Regions from separate parts of the Homo sapiens genome. Here region 2 is linked to region 1. Evidence: chromatin contacts called from ENCODE Hi-C data. All regions are on one chromosome and are shown on one strand. The core of a region is the stretch at or near the end of the contact, and the rest is flanking DNA. Distances in the headings are between cores, read along the strand shown.

Evidence for each region. Hi-C counts contacts between places; a loop is a spot of excess contacts on that map. Pooled maps may share reads with other maps.
Region 2: a loop to region 1 is called in a pooled map, with 4 times the contacts of the local background. The contact joins the enhancer-like site here to the promoter of MYL12BP2 in region 1. A Hi-C loop is called at or near these places in 3 of 37 single-sample maps with no recorded cell type and 2 of 50 pooled maps.

Annotation. Positions count from the first base shown.
Region 1 is chr4:184,309,881-184,315,922 of GRCh38, forward strand. MYL12BP2 (MYL12B pseudogene 2) reads right to left here and starts at 4,449. Exons shown (of 3, transcript XM_047416561.1): 1 at 4,425-4,449; 2 at 4,080-4,268. The coding sequence starts at 4,449. RefSeq lists enhancers at 1,864-1,923, 1,954-2,023, 3,940-4,441, 4,360-4,629, 4,760-4,919.
Region 2 is chr4:185,304,016-185,310,120 of GRCh38, forward strand. The region is part of intron 6 of SNX25 (sorting nexin 25); the gene reads left to right. Among named protein-coding and RNA genes, the nearest start is that of LRP2BP, 89 kb to the right of the region's middle. RefSeq lists enhancers at 786-975, 2,011-2,070, 2,156-2,656, 5,578-5,937 and a silencer at 2,180-2,474. Within about 2 kb of position 2,081, at least 11 of the 41 ENCODE cell types and tissues checked have a DNase peak (open chromatin) inside an H3K27ac peak, as active enhancers do.

The DNA.
Region 1 (6,042 bases), core at 3,199-5,698:
TACAGTGACTTTATGTGTGTATTTTTAATTTTCCTAAGGAGTGTTCTGCCACGCGTCTCTTGCTGTTTCTTACCCTTTTCACTCAGCACTGAAATGTTCAGATCCACCCACGCTGCTGTGTGCACAGGAGGCCCGTGGTTTCTAAGCATTCCTTTGGTGCAGCCACACCTGCGCCTATCTATTCTCCCCATTTTGGTTTTTTAAGGTACAACTGACAGTAACTTGCCAGGTTAACCAATCCTGTTTCCAGGGATTGGAAAAAGAGGAGGCACTGCATCTTCTTAGCCCTGAGCCCTGGGAAGAGAGGTAGAGGTCAAGGAGAGGTCAGCCCAGTCAGGCCAGCTCTGTCACCACTGGTCCCCTTGGGCAGCGGCAGCACCCGGCTCTGTTTTCTCACCTGCAGCAGAGTCAACAATCCCTGCCCCACCGACCTCAGGGCGGATATGATGCTTCCAGGAAACAATAGGAGAGGAAATGGCTGTGAATGGTGGCCACGGCCGCACGTGGGCCCGCAGCCTGCCCCAGTCCCTTCCTCAGCTGCCCTGCAGCCACCCTGGGTGCTGGAAAGGAAGTGTGTCGTCCCTAGCCACAAGGAGGCACTCACTCTCAGGGTCATGCAGTGAATTGTTACGTCCTGGGCACACCTCTGCCTCCCTGGTTACACTGTCCTGCTCCTCATTCAGGGGCTGTGACCTTCCTAGGGGCCGTAGGGATGTGCATAGGCCCCTCAGGCATGAAACCCACCCCAGCTTCCTGTCGATCTTTGCCAGTGTCACCCTTTCCCTTCCTTATAACCCCCTGCCACCATTTCTATTCATGTGATAACTTTCTAACCTGGTGTTGGGGAGCAAATGCCCTTCCCCGAGTCCCACACTAGGGATATTAGGGATGTTCCAGAGAGACTGGTGGCAGGCTTTTAGGGTCATTCCAGCATGTGGCGTTGCTCAGTCCAGCCCCATATTCCCTCAACAATAACAACAGCAGCAACAGCGGCAACAAGCAGTGAGAACATGAACTCCATGTTTAAGCTAAAAGACATCAAAAATGCACGCAGCCCAGGTGTGCACTGGCCTCCCAGCTTCCTCCAGCAAAGACCCCCAGGAGCAGCGTGCTGGGCCTCTCTGCTGTAGGCAGAAGGGCCTGAACCAAACTTCCCAGCGTTGGCCGAGCCCTCCCAGGGACAGGCATTGCCCTGGCGTCTGTGCTCACTGGGCCCAGGGAATGTTTCTAGTCGGCCTCACTGCCCAGCATTACTGATTTCTTCCCAGGCCTGTTTTTCCCAGGAGCCCATGAGCTTCTGGAAGGCTGCCACGAATCATGTTCTTCCACTGCTTAAAACCCTTCAGTAGTTCTCCCCTGCCCGCGGGACAAAGTCCAGTTTTCCTCATTATGACACAAAGGTGCTCCCTTTGAAACCAGGGCCTTCCTTTCCTTGCAGCTTCAGCCCTGCCAGTCCCCATTCTTGCTCTGTGCTGTGTCCATAGTTATGTTCTTGAGGTTTCTGAAAGGAACCACACTCTCTCTTGCCTCAGGACTTTCCCCCATGCCTTTTCTTCAGCTCCAAACATCCTTCCCCACCCCTTCCTTCCCACCACTTGGGTAATTCTGACTTGTCCCTCTGGTGTCAGAAGTCCCTCACGGTTCACAGGAAGCCTTGCCTGCTTACCAGGCACAGGCAAGTTGCGCTGCCCAGGTGAGCACATGCAGTGTGCACCTGTGCGTCCTGGTGCACCACGGCCCCCATCCGGCTACACCACAAGCCTCAGGACAATGTGTCCCCTAAAAACTCATATCTTAAAGTCTTGTCCCCCAGGGTGTGAACTTCTTTGGACATAGAGTCATTACAGAGCAAATCAAGCTACAATTAGGTCATTAGAGTGGCCTCTAATCCAAAAACCTGGTGTCCTTCTAAAAGGGGTAAATGTGAAGAAAGACACTCAGGGAGAAGGCCATGTGAGGATGAAGACAGAGACTAAGGTGAGGCTTCTACAAGCCAAGAACCCTAGAGATCACCAGCAAACCACCAGCTGGGAGGAAGGCGCAGCTGTCAGAAGGAACCAACCCTGCCAATCCCTCCATCTGGGACCTCCAGCCTTCAGAACTGTGAAACTATCAATTACTGTGATTTCAGCTGCCCTATCTGTGGTGCTTTGGTACCCTAGAAAACTAACACAGGCAGCAATGATGTCTTTACTTCTTTATTTTTTTCGACTTCATCTACAGAGCTTAGCACAGCCATTGGAACAAAATTGGAGCTCAGTGCACAGTTATTGAAAGAAAAATTTGTACTCTGGAGAACAAGGAGGAGACGTAGTTCCTGCACCCAAGGATCTCATGCAATGAGAACACAGAGCAGGAATAAGATAACTCAAAGTGTGTGCATAATGCCAGGTTAGACAGACAGACAGACAGCCAGGCCACTGTGAGTGCAAGTCCCTGTAAACCAAAAAGAAAATTCTAAGGCCCCCAACCATCTGAATGCATGGCCCCTCAGCCAAGGCATTCCAAAGTTAACCTATAAAACTAGTTCAGGTCATGAGGGGAAGGGGGAGCCAGACGTGCGTCTTGATACCCTCCTTCCTTTAGGAATTACTGATAGAACAGCCTCTTGATACCCTCCTTCCTTTAGGAATGACTGATAGAACAGCCTCTTTAAGTCTGAGTAGAAACATTTATGACCTATTCTCTCTGAAGCCTGTTACCTGGAGGCTTCATCGGCATGACAAAACCTTAATCTCTACAACCCCTTACCATCACCCAGACATTCCTTTCTCTTGATTCCAGGTCTTTAGATAATAACTCAATCAACTGCCAGTCAGGAAGTCTTTGAATCTGACTGTGACCTGGAAGCTCCCCCTTCCGGTTGTCCCAACTTTCCAGACCAAAACAATGTACATGTTACATGTATTGATTGATGGCTTATGTCTCCCTAAAATGTATAAAACCAAGTTGTAGGCCCACTACCTTGGGCACATGTGGTCAGGACCTCCCAAGGCTGTGTCCTGGGCATGTTCTTAACCTTGGCAATATACAATCCTAGATTAACTGACACTTGTCTCAGATACTCTTGGGGTTTACACCCCTTACTCAGATGGGGGCAGGCAGTGCCTGGCAGCAATCCCGGGAATCTCCCAAAACCTAGATCTTCAAGTACAAGCTGGTCAAGCAGAAGAGAGAATTGGAAGAAACAGAGGAAACAAAGCACAGTGGACTATTTGTGTACCTTCAAGTAATGTGCTGGGAGAGAAGCTGGGACCAGTCGTGAGGGATCTGGTAAAACCTGCCGAGTCTGGGAACCAATGAATGAACTTATTAGGTGGGTCCTAGAAATTTTTCTCTGGCAAACTGAGGATACATTTCAGGGGGTTATGAATCACCACCAGCATGCTCTCTGCTCTTCATGGACATCAGAAGCTGGGGGAAAGCTTTCTTTGTGAGCCCCCAGCCTCAAGGGCAGGCAGTTCCTGGGCTGAGCCTCACTGGTGAAGCCTTTATGTGTGATGCGGGAACTGCCCACACACCAACTCCTGTTTTGCCCTTTTAATGGGCAGCATATCTCCTCAGAAGATGTGCCGCATGACCATTTTTGAGCCCACACCATCTTCACCCTCCTAGAATCTGCCTCTGATTCTTGGAATTTGGGGAAAACCACAGGTTTTTCATCATTTCTCAAAACTACTAGTTTGCAGCAGCAGTTCTGTGAAGGTGGGGAAGAAGCTGAGGACACCGGTGCCATGTTTCTGTTCTTATTCACATTTCTCTGTTCTCTGAAAGCAAAATAATGCAAAGCTATAAAGACCATCAGGGAGAATCAGAGCACAGACAGGATTCCAAAGGATGGAGGCTGCCCCCGACAAAACCCCTCCCCAAAGTGGGGAGGGGGCAGAGAAGAGGCCCCAAGATGCCAGGTGCTTCCCTCTGCAGCACAAGACACACTATGGGGTCTGCGCAAAGACAAAACATCGATTTGGGTGCAGTCTTCTTGGTCTCATTATTTTTATCATCTCTCAGAGGATGTGTGGTTGTCCCGATTGCTGTGCTCAGGACAGGAAGGGAAAGCAGAGGCTAACATAACTCACCCGGTCTGCAGGACAGAGGAGGAGAGCAGGCTGAAGGCCTATCCACCTCTGCACGCATCAGGCGGCTTCTGCATCCTGAGACACCCTTCCTGAATCGACACTTGGGCCCAGCCTGGCACTGGGCCCCATAGACGCCAATTAGATGGACGTGGTCTCCACACTGCAGGTGTTCACAGTACTCACTTGCTCCTGCAGACCCCAAATGCCAGAGAACTCATTTGCTGACCTTTAGCTGATGACAGGGGCTGGAGTTGACATTTGTATCAACCCACTGCATGCCTCAATGGGTCACCCTTCTGTGAGCAGGTGCTTCAGAGGCACAGCAGGACAGTCCTGGAGGCTCACCACAAAGCAGGGCCACCACACGCATGGGGAGAACTAGAAACCGATGACTTGGAATTTCCCTGCTGTTCTGGGTGGGCTTTGATGGGCTTTGCTCTGACTTCCTCTCTTAGACCTCTGGGCAGTGTTGCTACTGACGCAATAGAAATCAAGCATCCTGTTTCACTCCAGCAGAGGCTGCATTGCAGCAATGAGGGGTGTTTGCCCCATACCCAGAGAGGTGCTTCTGGGGAGCGAAGGCCCATAGCAAATGGGCAGCTAGCACATCAGGCCCAGGAGTCTGCTGCGTTGCAGAAGCTGCTGAAGTGTTGGCCCTGCCCACCTCCCAGGACACCTGTGGGAATGCGGGAATTCCACAAATTATGGATTCTAAGCCCCAGGAGATTTAAAAGGAAGGGAGAGGGAGAGAATGAGAATCGATGCTCTATTATTTGATGAGTTTGTAGGCGAGTGTGTGAGAGCAGAATGTTGAGACAAGACTTTCAACTTCGATGTAAGGAATATCTATTAAGCCCCTGCTGTGTGCCGGGGCTGTGTGTGATGCCTAAAGAACAATTGGCAACAGCCTCTCAAGGTGTGTGTGTGTGTGTGTGTGTGTGTGTGTGTGTGTGTGTGTGTGTTAGCGGCAGGTATATATCACAAGTTCAAAAGGGAGTGTCATAATTGTATTAAAGAGAAAAAACTACCACTGCTGGATTTAGAGTTATGAGATCTGGGTTTGAGTCCTGGTTCTACTTATCAGCTGCTTCCTTGAGTGTCCTCTCTATAGAATAGGGATCATAGCTCTTCCGAACATCACAGGGTTTGGGAAGGTAGAAAAAAGAAAAGGGATGCAAAAACACGTGGGGAAAAGGAACGTGGTTCCACAGCAAGAGTGGGCCCTCGTGTAAACTATGAGCTTTGGGTGATAATGGTGCATCAACATAGGCTCCTCACTTGTAAGGGTCAGACCCCTCCGGTGCCAGATATCGACAGCGGGGAGGCTGTGTGTGTGGGAGCAGCGAGGAACTCCCCGGACTTTCTGCTCAATTTTGCTCCAAACAAAAAATGGCTCTTAAAAAAGAAGTAAATTCAAAAGAAAAAAGATATAAAAATACATAATCCATTTGAAAAAATTACAATCATTAAAAAAGAAAAAAAGGAAAATGGAAAACTACTATAGACATGGTTTGAGTTGATATAAAGCTTTGATAGAAAGGCACAAAGAAAATGGCCTAAGAGTTGAAAGCCCAGTGAAATCACAGCTCACGAGGGGTACTTGAGAGAAACTAGGGGAGAAAGTTTTAAGACACAGTCTCCAGCAGAATGGGCTGTCATGAACCCATGGAGTAAGAATTGGGGTTAGGTCGGGAGGAGAACAGCTGCCTTTTCATATCATCCATCCCTCTGTCAGTCACCCTAGGCAAGAAGCCATCCAGAGAGACTCCGAGGCCAGGGACTGAGTGTGCTCGCACACCTTGCCCTGAACCTGCACTTGTGTCCCTATTTCTGCCTGTGCCGCCATAACAGATACCACAGCAGGGTGGCTTAAACAACACCGGTGCATTCCCTCTCGACTCCGGAGGCTGGAAGTCTAAAATCAAGGTGTGAGCTGGACGGTGCTCCCTCCAAAGCCCTGAAG
Region 2 (6,105 bases), core at 831-3,330, 990 kb after region 1:
TGAGAATTGCTGCCAGCTTTGTGTTAAGAGGTCAAGTACCATTTCTCACTTCAAATCTTGACTAGTCCCTAAGTAAATATATACCTGTTTCTTGAACCCTTCCATCAAGAGGATTTAGTAAAACTTCTGTTTACTTATTTATATTTTAGAGACATGTTCTCACTCTGTCACCCAGGCTGGAACATAGAGACGTGATCATAGCTCACTGTAACCTCAAACTCCTGGCTTTAGTGATCACGGCTCACTGCAGCCTCGACCTGCTGGGCTCAAGTGATCCTTCTGCCTCAGCCTCCTGAGTAGCTAGGACTACAGGTGCATGCCACCACGCCTGGCTAATTTTTAAACTTATTTTGTTTTTTTGAGATGGAGTTTTGCTCTTGTTGCCCAGACTGGAGTGAAATGGCGCATCTCGGCTCACCTCAACCTCCACCTCCTGGGTTCAAGCAATTCCCCTGGCTCAGCCTCTCGAGTAGCTGGGATTACAGGCATGCGCCACCATGCCCGGCTAATTTAGTGTTTTTAGTAGAGAAGGGGTTTCTCCATGTTGATCAGACTGGTCTCCAACTCCCAGCCTCATGTGATCTGCCTGCCCCAGCCTCCCAAAGTGCTGGAATTACAGGCGTGAGCCACCACACCGGGCCTAAATTTTTTTTTATAGAGACAGAGTCTTGCTGTGTTGCCCAAGCTGGTTTTAAACTCCTGGCCTCAAGCCATCCTCCCACTTCAGCCCTGCACAGTGCTGGTATTACAGGCATGAGCCACCACATCCAGCCTAAAACTTTTATTTGAATATACAAGAAAGATTCAACAGCTGGTTAGTCTGTCAGTGCACATACAGTTGATTGGAGAACCAGCATTTTCTAGGGAGGAAGTCTCTATTCCATATGTCGATTGCCTGCATTTCACGAGAAGACCTGAGCATCCTGGGCAGAGGAGAGAAGAGAGCCCATGTTGAGGAGTGAGGGAAGGGGAAGGAGGGTGCGGCCTTGTCCTCTGTTTGCTCTAACCTTCTTGTTAGAGGAGCAGGTTGTACCTCTGTATCAGCACTGCTAAGTGGGGCCAGGTGGAGGGTAGGAGGTGGCAGTTTTGCTCCCCAGGGGACATGTGACAATAGTCTGGAGACATTTTTGGTTGTCGTCTTTGGGGGAAGGGATGCTACTGGCATCTAGTGGTAGAGGCTAGGCATGCTGCTAAACATCCTGCAGTACACAGGACAGCCCCCCACAGCTGAGAACTACCCTGTCCAAAATGTCAGTAGTGCTGAGGTTGAGAAACCCTGCCCTGTATTATCCATTAAATCCCTCAGTGAGTCTGCTGAGGATGCTGCCATTATGATATGCCCTGGAACATGATAGCATGTTATGAGGGAAGGAAAATATTCTACTGTTGGTGTTTTTCTTTTTTTATACCTGAAAAGCACAGTGGTGCCATTTTAATCCAGTTGTACTATTTCTGGAGTCATGAGTTTGCACTTTAAGTTACTTTGCTCTCTGCTGCCTCATTAGAAATAGCATCTAACAGTTGTCGTTAGATGTTGCTGTTTTTGTTTTACTGCAAGCCACTTCACTTGCTTAAGGAAGAATTATATCATGGGCAGGGGATTTATAGCGAAAAGCATTTCTGTGATGTTATTCGTAAGTCTGTTGTAATGTCTTTGTAGCCAAAAGGGTTTACCTAATGTCTAATATAAATGTCTTTTTCACCAAATGAACCCAAATTCACCCATTTCCTTTTGCTCTGATCTCAGTAGAACCTAGACTATCTAGACGGAAAAACAGTAAATATTTGAACTAATTGCTTTGGAATATTATAGGTTAGTGCGAAAGTAATCACTTTTTTTGCCATTAAAAGTAATGGCGAAACCCGTGATTACTTTTGCACTAACCTAACATCATGTGTGTGTTCATCTTGGCACCAGTTTAAAGACACACTGCCATCCGGTGTTTCACTGGCCACTTCTTTTTAAAGCTAGATTAAATGTTGTGTGATTAACCCAGTTTCTAACAATGCACAGTGTTACTACTTAACACTCTATAGAGAAACAGCCACATAACTCTGGCATGAGCTGGGTCACGGGGTGTTGTCACACACCCACTCGCCTATACTTTTCTTGATGTGAATATTTCTTGGATGAATGGGTTTTAAGGCCACAAAGAAATGTATTCATCTGCATCACTGGATTTACAAGGATTTTTGCATGCCAGCAGCATGGGATGCATGAGCTCCACGTTAGTCATTTAGCTCTGAATGTGGCATTCGCTTTCTGAGGCAAAAATAAACAGAACCATCTAAGCAACAAGCTGCTGTTGCATTTGTTAGCAACAAGCTTTGTGATCAGACAATGGCATTGTATGGCCCATTATCAAACAGAACGCATTCACGTGAGCAAGCCACATTTAAGCGGAGCACCAAAACATTCTTCCCAGCCTTGCAGCTGGGTTTTAGGGAAGGGTTATTCTCTTTCTTACTTCTCTTTGGAATTTTCTTCTAGGTTTTGTCCTTTTAGAAAGGCGTTTTAAGCTCTCTTTGGGTAAAAAGAATGTAATGGTTGGTAAATGGGTGTCAGTTTTCTCCTATATTTCTCTCTCTTTATTAACATGTTTTAACCCCAAATTAAAATTGAGGTCTAGGTTTGTTTTATAAATAAGAGGCAACTTTAGTCCCAGAATTTTTAGATTAACTTAAACATTATACACAAACTATGAAGTTTAAGGATATATATTTTAAAAGTAAAAGTTTTCTTGAAAAATTAGGTCTTCCAAGCTTGCATTTCCTTAGGTACACTCACAAAACATCTTAGTTTGCAATAGACTAATTTTGGGGCAAACTACATTTACCTTCATCCTCCCACAAAGGAGTCTCTGAAATACTATTTTTTTCCTGTTGAGATAAATGCTAAATTAGTGAGTTCTTTAGGCAGGTCCTGACTGTTGGCCAAGTATAACACAAGTTCAGAAACCATTATTGAAGTAAATGAAAATGGGATGAAAAGATGTCTGATAATACCTGACAGATCATCTTGAACAAGTCCATGTATTGACCTGAGGCCTGCCTGTGGCCCTTTGTGTTAAGTACCGGAAAAGCTGCTTCTGATAAAAACGTATTATGGTGCTGTGTCTAAGTTTTTTCAGCTAATTTTGCAGCCTCCCTGAGTGCTATGTTATACATTTGACTAATTGGGACCTGAGATGGGTAATGACCATCCTAGGGAACCGGATGGAGGTCTCCAGCTGGGAGGATGTGCAAACCATTACTTAGACTGCACTCGTGGGAACCAAGAGACAAAACACAAATGCTCTTTTATCATTGGTAGTTTCATATCTAAGCGAGGTATGTGCTGACTCACCTCCAGAGAGTGTGCTCTCACCTGTCCAGATATGTAGTTCCCATGCCTAGGGAGGAGCATTCTGTTTCTCTAGCGGTCCTCTGGGCCCTGAGCATTCCTGGCAGTCCTGCTGAGCTCTCTTTGCATGAGAGATTCCACACTTGCCCCTTTACCTCAGGCCTCTGATCACTCAGTCTTTTACCCCCTCACTCCACACAGACGACTTTGCTCTCTACTTGGACAAAACTGAATCCATATAAAGGGAACTACTCTGGCATCCAGCTATGTCTGCAAACTTCCTCATATCCAATGTCCACCTGCTCTGCCTTCCATGTTACTACAGTGGAGGAGGTAGCCTTTCTCCAAAGCTGATCTCTGATCTCTTCACCTGTCTTCTGGATTCCATTCCTTGTCTGTCACCTTTCTCAACTTTTATTTATTTATTTATTTTGCTCTGCTGCTCAAGCTGGAGTACAGGATCATCACTCACTGCAACCTCAAATTCCTGGACTCAAGTGAACCTCCCTCCTCAGCCTCCTGAGTATCTGGAACTATAGGCATGCACTGCCACACCTAGCTAAGTTTTTAAAAAACTTCTTGTAGAGATGGGGTTTAGTTATATTGCCCAGGCTGGTCTCAAGCACCTACCCTCAAGTGACCCTGCTGCCTCAGCCTCCCAAAGTGCTGGCATTACAGGTGGGGGCCACCACGCCGGGCCCACACCTCTCTTTACTTTTAACTGATTTCTTCTCCTCAGCATTAAAACCAGTTCAGTTCTCTCTCACTTAAAACAAAAACATGCCTTCCCTCACCCCAACCCTTGCCTTCAGGTATATATACACAGCCAGCCCATTCTCCACAAGCTGTAATACTCAAATGTTTAGTCATTTTTAAAAATTAATTTTTATGAGTTTTTTGCTTTTGCTTTAAATGATATGTCAACTTGAGAAAACATTGTTACTGGTTTTAAATTTGAAAAAATATTTGCTTGACGTGGCATAACTTGTAAGTAACAGAGCCGGGATTCTAACCTAACTCTGATTGCAGACTCTTCTGAAAACTCTCCACTGGATTTGACCTGGGGGTCCCTAGTGATCTTGGCAACAGCAGATTTGGTGGAGGGAGCGTTAGAAGCCAGATAGGAGTCCTTGAAGAGTAGGAGTTGAGGATGCTCACCCTCTTTCTTTCTTCCTCAGCCCCAAATTCTAGAAAGAACACAATACCTGATACATATTAGCAAAATGTACCATTTGAGAGTTCATTGATCCATTCAACTCCTGTTTAATGAGCGTCTCCTTTGCTGCCAGGCACTGTTGTAGGTGCTGGGGATATAGCAGTGTATACATAGATAAACACCTACTTTTATGAGGATATATTTACGATCTCCCTTGTCAGCTTCTCTTCCCCCTTACTCTTAAGAGTAAGGTTTATCTCAGTTGTGTCTAGGATTATTTGTTTCCTCCTGGGTTGTCTCACACACTCCCATGATGTCATTTACTATCCCAGAGCTGAATGTTTCCGAACTCTAGACCTTCTCTCTCCACCTAGGTAGCTCAGAAGCCCGCAGACTCATTTTGCCTGTTTGGTTGTCTTTTACTGTGTAACAAACTACCCTAAAACATAGTGTCTTTAACAACAGCCATTTATTTTGCTCATGAAGCTGCAATCTGGGCAGGGTTTGGAAGTAATGACTCTTCTCTGTGTCACGTGACGTCAGCTGGAGTGGCTTGACTGGGGTGGGACGGTTTACTTTCAGGATGGTGTACTCACACGGTGCCTCATTGGTGCTGAATATGAGCTTGAGATCTCAGCCAGAGCTGTGGTTCGGGGAGCCTCGGTTCCTCTCCATATAGATCTCTCCAAGGACTGATGGCTTAGGCTTCCTCAAAGCATGGAAGCCTCGGGGCAGGTGAGCCACTTACATAGTGACCCAGAGCTCCAAGCCCTTGGTCTTTTATGATCTAGCCTTGGAAGTCATAGCATCACTTTCGTCATATTCGTAACCCCAACCAGATTCAAGAAAAGGAAACATATTCTACTTTGCAGAGGCAGATTGTCAGAGGGACATCGTAAAAAGAGCATGTGAGATGGAAGACATTGCAGCCGTTTTTGGAAAATATCACCTGCCATATTGTCCAGAGTTGAGTTAGCATCTTCCACAAACCTGCTTTTTCTCCAGTGTTTCTAGCTTAGTAATTGGCCCCACCATCCCTCTGGCTTCTCATGTTGGAAACCTAGGAGCCATATTTGATACCTTTTAATTCCTCGGCAACCTACCCTCTACCCTGCCCAGCCAGTCACTGGGTCCAGACATCCTCTTGTCCTCTCTACTGGCCTGCCATAACCCTGGTGTAGGCCATCACTATCTCCCTCCTCAGTTGTACTGCAATGGTCTTCTAGCTGGTCCTCCTCCTAGCAGCCTTCCTTCTTCCAACCTATCTTTTATCCTGCTTCCTATGTAATCATGAAAGATACAAATACATTTATGGCACATTCCTGCTTAAAATCCATTAAAGCTTCTCAGTACTTTTGGGCTAGAGCCTTTCTCTGGCCTGAAAGGCTGTGCACCTCATGGCTTCTGCCAGCATCAGAGTTATTTTGGATCTTCTGGCTCCTTTTGCACCTGCTCTAACGGCCTTCTTTCAGTTCCTCGAAAGCTCTGTTCTCTTTCCTGCCTGTTTCTCACTTTGACACTCGCTATTCTTTCTGTCTGCCATACTCTACTCATTATTCATGTTTGTTTAAAATAATTTCCTCAAAGAAGCCTGAGTTAGAATCTT